Linked DNA regions of Homo sapiens: region 2 is linked to region 1. A link is a loop called in an ENCODE intact Hi-C map of the cell type or tissue named here. Cell type or tissue: breast epithelium. All regions are shown on one strand. Links, peaks and the distances in the headings refer to the core of each region. The heading gives the core; the rest is flanking DNA.

Region 1 (2,920 bases), core at 179-2,678:
AGGCACTGGAGATACAGAGCATTGAATAAAGTAACATCTCAATGCTTGAGATGTGTACATCTCAGTGGCAAAAGTAGACACATAAAGAAGGAATTGTGGCAAATTATCTGATAATAATGGGCAAAATATGTCAGCAAGCACATCACAAAAGGAGAAATCAAAATCATCGATAAGCCTATGAAACAATGCTAGATTATTTGGCAAAAATTAGAACTTGACAATATCAAGTGTTGGTAAGGATGTTAGGAAACAAGAATTATTGTACCCCTGTAGGGGGAATAATTTAATGATATTTAGTGAAACTAAAATAAGCATGTACTTACTGCAGCAGTTCCCTTTTTAGGCATATATCCTACAGAAAAATGTACATTTGTACTCCAAGAGTGATGCACAAGAATGTTTATGGGAGAATTGTTTATAATTGCATGTGAGAAAAAACTGTACGCAATCTTCATATCCATCAAGAGAAGAATTACTCTTCAAATATGCTCGCATTTGGAAAGTGAACTAATATCCATCAATGAAAAGTTAATTAAAACTATATTTAAACATGAATTAACCTCGAAAAACATGATGTTGAGGAAAAGAAATATACCACTTACACAATCTGTGTAAATCAACATTCTTTTAAACTCATGCGCAAACTATACTGAGTTTATATGTGTGTGTTTGTAAACTTATACATGGGGACTGTCCCTGTGTTCAGTGACAGAAATGGAGCCCATGGTGGGAATACAACAGAACTGCCAGAAACAGCCACGCAGCTTATGCACGGCCCCTGGTGAAGCAGTACAACCCCAGGCTCTACATAAATATGACCAAATTAAATAACTATCAATTCTGGAGAGTAAGAACATGAATATTTTGGTTTTATTTTTCCCCACCTGTTTTAAGTTTAAAAAAAAAATGTTTAAAGCAGATACAATTGGAGAAAGCCATGATCTGATGGCCAGCCTGGAACAAGTACTTGGTGCTCAGTGCTCCTCTTTTAGGCTGTGCTAAGCACATTCATGTGTTTCTGTTTTGTATTAATCATGACATTATGAGAACATTGAGGCTGGAAAGATGAAGCAATGAGCCTGAGATGGTTTAAGATTCAGCCTGGGCGGCACGCCTGTAATCCCAGCACTTTGGGAGGCAGAGGCGGGCGGATCAAGAGGTCAGGAGATCGAGACCATCCTGGCTAACACGGCGAAACCCCGTCTCTACTAAAAATAGAAAAAATTAGCCGCGCGTGGTGGCGGGCGCCTGTTGTCCCAGCTACTCGGGAGGCTGAGGCAGGAGAATGGCGTGAACCCGGGAGGCAGAGCTTGCAGTGAGCCGAGATCATGCCACTGCACACTAGCCTAGGCGACAGAGCAAGACTCCGTCTCAAAAAGAAAAAAAAAAAAAGATTCAGCCTGGACCTCTGCATTATGCTCCTGCCCCATTGAAAACTGGGAGAGCAAAGGCTATATGGCAGGCGGAAACCCAACGGCTGCATTTACATCTCTTGCAATTCAACCACTCAGAGCAGGATAGATGCAGAATTAGAGAAGAAAGGGGAAATTAAAGGAGAGATGAAAACTTGGGTCAAAGAGGGGAACAAATGAGAAAAAATTCCTTAATTTACACCTTTGAACATAAGCTCCGGGTACTCTCTTGGTTTATGCTAGATAGATTTTAGATGAAGGTGATGAGAAAAGGTCAGGGATTTAAATTCTAACTTGATTCATTTGAAATCTGGCTCTGCAACCTGGGCTCTGATCTTGCCTCACCTCACCTCATCACTTCCTGATGAAGCCGTGGTCTTTCCACTGAGGTCAGCTTCCTTGGATGGCCCTGTTAGGAGATGGGAGAGACATTTCTGCTCCCACTCCATCTTCCAGGCACCCACCCTTCAAGGGCTATGAGAAAAATATTTCACCTCAGTGTCTCTATCCTCATCACCCTTCTACCTACATCGCAGCAATGGGAGATAAATGGGTCCTACCTGGTGTAGCTGATAACTAGCTTGCCTTCTTCAATATATGTTAGGGAAGGCTATGATTATCTTCATTATCAGAAGCTCTTGCTACGCCTCTCCTTCATCTCAGTTTCCTTTCCTCCTGTTAAGATCCTCTACATGTTTCCCCTACAACCACCACTCCCCCTTCTCAGCATTCCCAGTGTTTATGTTGAAGCATCATGGAAATTATCTCTTTTCTTACAGTCTTCCTGATGGTAACAAGGTATACATTCATTTACATTTCAAAAGGCATCTTTCAACTTCAGCTCTAAAAATATTTAAGACCTAGTTTTAGTTTTTTTCTTCCTTTTTTTTTTTTTTTTTGTTAGAATCCAAGTCACATGGAATATCTACTCATCATAATGTCCTTGAGGAAGAGCATTTTCTTTCTCCCCTCTTGTATCCTGGATTTTTGCTACCTCTATGCTGGAGGCCACCAGTGTTTCAGTCCGTGTCCTTTTTAGTTCATACAGCTTCTCCTACCCCACCTTCCTCTGAGTTCTCTCCTGCCTCCTGAGAGCCATCTCAAGCCCATTAGCCACAACGTGAGACGACTTCTGTCCAGTCACTCTTGCTTCACTTGAACCCTCAATAATGATGCCCTTAGTTGGTATTTCCTGGGCTTGTGTATACTCAGTCTATACCAGAAGGTCATTGACTCACATATTACTCTATGTATGCCATATTTTGTGTATGTTTATGGCACTCAAGTGTCAAATGTTAGATTCATGAAGACATATAACAAAAACAGCCTGAATTGACTCAAAGAGGAATTTTATTATAAGTGTGAGAGATGGAAATGGGACAGTTAGGGTCTCTCAGTTTCATTTTTTCTCCATTCTTTCACCATTCTTCTGTACAAATTGAATATAAAAATTCATTTTAGGGTCCTACGAAGTGTTCTCTTATTCCTTTTTACTCTACAGGTTGGAT
Region 2 (2,920 bases), core at 172-2,671, 69 kb after region 1:
TTTTTTAAAGTTAACAGTAGAAAAGATCTATAAGAAGCAACGACTCCAGAAATTTCTGCCAAATGACAGAAATTCACGAGAAGATTCTAAGACTTAGAAGTGCTTCATTTTCGGCTCTGTAAAGGACGAATGCAGTTTATGCCAAATTTGAGGCAGGTCTGGTGTGGAGTACTAATTACTGTCTGCTATCCTTTGAGGGAGAGCACAGTAATGACTCAGATGAAATCACTTCTCATTTCTTTTGGCAGCATAGAAGTAATTGCTCTAAAGGAGGGGAAAAGCTTCAACGATTAAGGTTATAAAAGTTAGCATAAAACCGATTGTCTTCTGTTCTGAATTTTTAAATTTCTTAGTTTTTCTTTTTTTCTAATGTTTTGCCATGTGATTTCTGAAGAGAATCTGTCCTCAGTTCAAAAACCATGATATTTCCCCAAAGAACAATATGTTCTGAAGGAGCTGCCAGGACAGGGGCAGGTAATGAGTGAAGGCAGCAGCTGCGGTCCCGCCGAACGGGACTCCTGGCGCAGCGCGGGGAGGAACGTAGGCGCTGGCAGCACAGCAGCCCGTTTCTGGCGCTGGCCAAGTGGAAACTGAAGCGGCCTCCCTGGGAGGATCTGGGTGCGCTGCAGGGGGAGCAGGCCATCTGTGTGCCTGGAAAAGAAACCCAGCACTACCGAAGACAAAGAAGAGCTTCTTTACTCTCGCACTCACCTACCCCTGTACGTCAACTGAGCCGATCACACTCTAATTCCTGTTCAAAGAGTTGGCTTTTTCCAGGATTCAGGCTTTGTCTGATGAACAGCATGGACCGGATTGTCATCTGTGCTCATACATCCTGCTGCTAATAGAAGATGGGCACTATCTTCCACCCGCCCCGCCCCGCCCCGCCCCCTTGCCTCCAGGCTCAGTAATTCTGCATCAAAAACATTTCTACATAATCATTCCTTTCTTTTTTTTTTTAAGCAATTGTTCAAATAAAAAAATGGTAGAGCTCTTGCTATATTTCTAGATGAAAACTGCATTGACTTAACAAAATAAAAATAAATGTTCCTGTCTGAGTTTTGGAGATGTGTGTGTGTGTGTGTGTGTGTGCGTGTGTGTGTGTATCTTATTCTCTTAGCTTTGGAATGCTGATGCCCTGCTCACCCTGGCCAAGCAAGAGGTTGCGCCACAGGTCCACATGTGGATCCCAGAGGAAGTCAGAATGCAGGTAGGCAGGTGCCAGGAAATTCAAAGGCAGATCGATGTACAAAGGCCTTCGTGGAGTTTAGCAACCAGCATCCTGGACTGGAGTCATCAGAACTACATTCTAGCCTGGCCCTGCATCTAACCACTAAAACTCCAGAAGGCCATTTAGTGTTGGTGGCCTCAGTTTACCCAGTTCTCAACTGAGGAGTTTAGTATGGGGTTAAAATGGAAGGTTCATTCACGGTGTGATATTCTTCAACTCTGAGGGTCTCATTCAGTCCAACATATTGTGCTTTGTCTCTCCAACCAGCTCCTCTATTTTGTTTGCTCTTTGTGAAGCACTATCTTCACAGAAGGCTTTCAGATGTATTGTTAATTTTTTTGTGAAGTGGAGCAAGAAGGTGATAAGACCCTGGCTAATGTGTTTTGATACTGTTTTAATTTTAGTTACATGCAATGAACAAGGCTATAACTTCTACAAAGCACTCTGTTTTGAAATGTGCTACTTTATTAAACAATTTTGGACCAGTCTTTAAAACATTCGATTCTAATTAGAATCTGAATTTTATAGCAATAAAAAAGTACATGGAGAGATAATTTAACTGATGTTATGGGGCAAAATTATTAACGTGAGAATAGCCATAGACTTCCTGCTATGCTATCTTGCAACAGAAATCCTATAATTAAATTCCAACTCCAGTTCCCCTTTCTCAACATCCTAAAGAAGAAATTCTTGCTGGAAGAGATACTAAGCAGATCACATAATAATAGGCTGAATGAGAAGAAAGGAAGGAGAGGGAAACTTGGCTTTGTGGGAGGTAAGGTTGGAGAGCTTACATGACGGAGCTGAATGAGGAAAGTGACTAGAGTTTTGACACAGCATTTTAGTAAGTTTATTGTGGAGTAATTACGGATTTCTCAAAGACATAAAGATAAAATTTACTTTTTAATTTTTTATGGCTGTTGAAATGTGCTTCCTGAATGAAACACAACTCTGACACCAAGTTACATGATGCCAGGCTTTTTGAGGATGAACAAAATTAGAAATCCAGATCCAAAAAGCTTCTAAAATCTCCACGGACTTAACTAGGGCCCTTTCTGTCCATGCTTGTCTTTTAACTCACCCACCCACCAGACCAGAATGTATTAAATGCCTTCAGCTGCTGGAGATGCAAGGGTGAGTTCAATATAGGCTCTTCCCTGGGGGGAGGCCTCCATTGATTCTGGGCTCACTTGCAACAGATCTGGGTGGACTCCAGGGATACCTCTGGCCTGTGGACTTGAAGAATTGGTTTGTGACTATTTCCAGCTATAAATTAACTGGGAACTTTACTCCCCATTTCTTCTAACCCATCCTTTTTCAAATTCATCCTTTCTTGAACCACTTTTTCTTCCCACCTCTGGCATATCCTGTCAAAGGGATCTAGATTGTTCCCAGTCTAACATCAATTTTATCACGTGAAAGGATGAGAAAGCATATTCAAAAAACACTAAGTGCCTAAAGTAAAAGCTTCCTTCATTTAAAGCAGGGCATGTGCAATGTTCCAGGAAAGAAAGAGCTGCCAGGACACCCATCCAGTGATATCGTCTTTCCATGGCAGTGATACTAGGTAAAAAAGACCGATTCCTCCTTTCACTGAATATTTTTGGAATATCTCTAGATATAATGATCATATTTGAAGATCATTTAAGAATGCATTAATACTTCAATATTGTGTTATTTTCTTTATAC

The links. Hi-C counts contacts between places; a loop is a spot of excess contacts. Peaks named below come from ENCODE experiments on the same cell type or tissue, not always from the same donor. Only the 100,000 strongest peaks of a DNase experiment are listed, where the experiment ranks them.
Region 2: a loop joins it to region 1, with 19 times the contacts of the local background. A loop is called at or near these places in 4 of 110 quality-filtered maps.

Annotation. Positions count from the first base shown.
Region 1 is chr2:168,843,497-168,846,416 of GRCh38, forward strand. The region is part of intron 8 of NOSTRIN (nitric oxide synthase trafficking); the gene reads left to right. Among named protein-coding and RNA genes, the nearest start is that of NOSTRIN, 42 kb to the left of the region's middle. In breast epithelium, for the core only: no CTCF peak of the experiment used is centred there; no DNase peak of the experiment used is centred there.
Region 2 is chr2:168,912,485-168,915,404 of GRCh38, forward strand. It overlaps a transcript of ABCB11 not described here. Among named protein-coding and RNA genes, the nearest start is that of G6PC2, 13 kb to the left of the region's middle. RefSeq lists enhancers at 29-564, 565-1,099. In breast epithelium, for the core only: no CTCF peak of the experiment used is centred there; DNase peaks (open chromatin) are centred at 537 and 1,187; H3K4me3 peaks cover 805 bases; H3K27ac peaks cover 1,175 bases.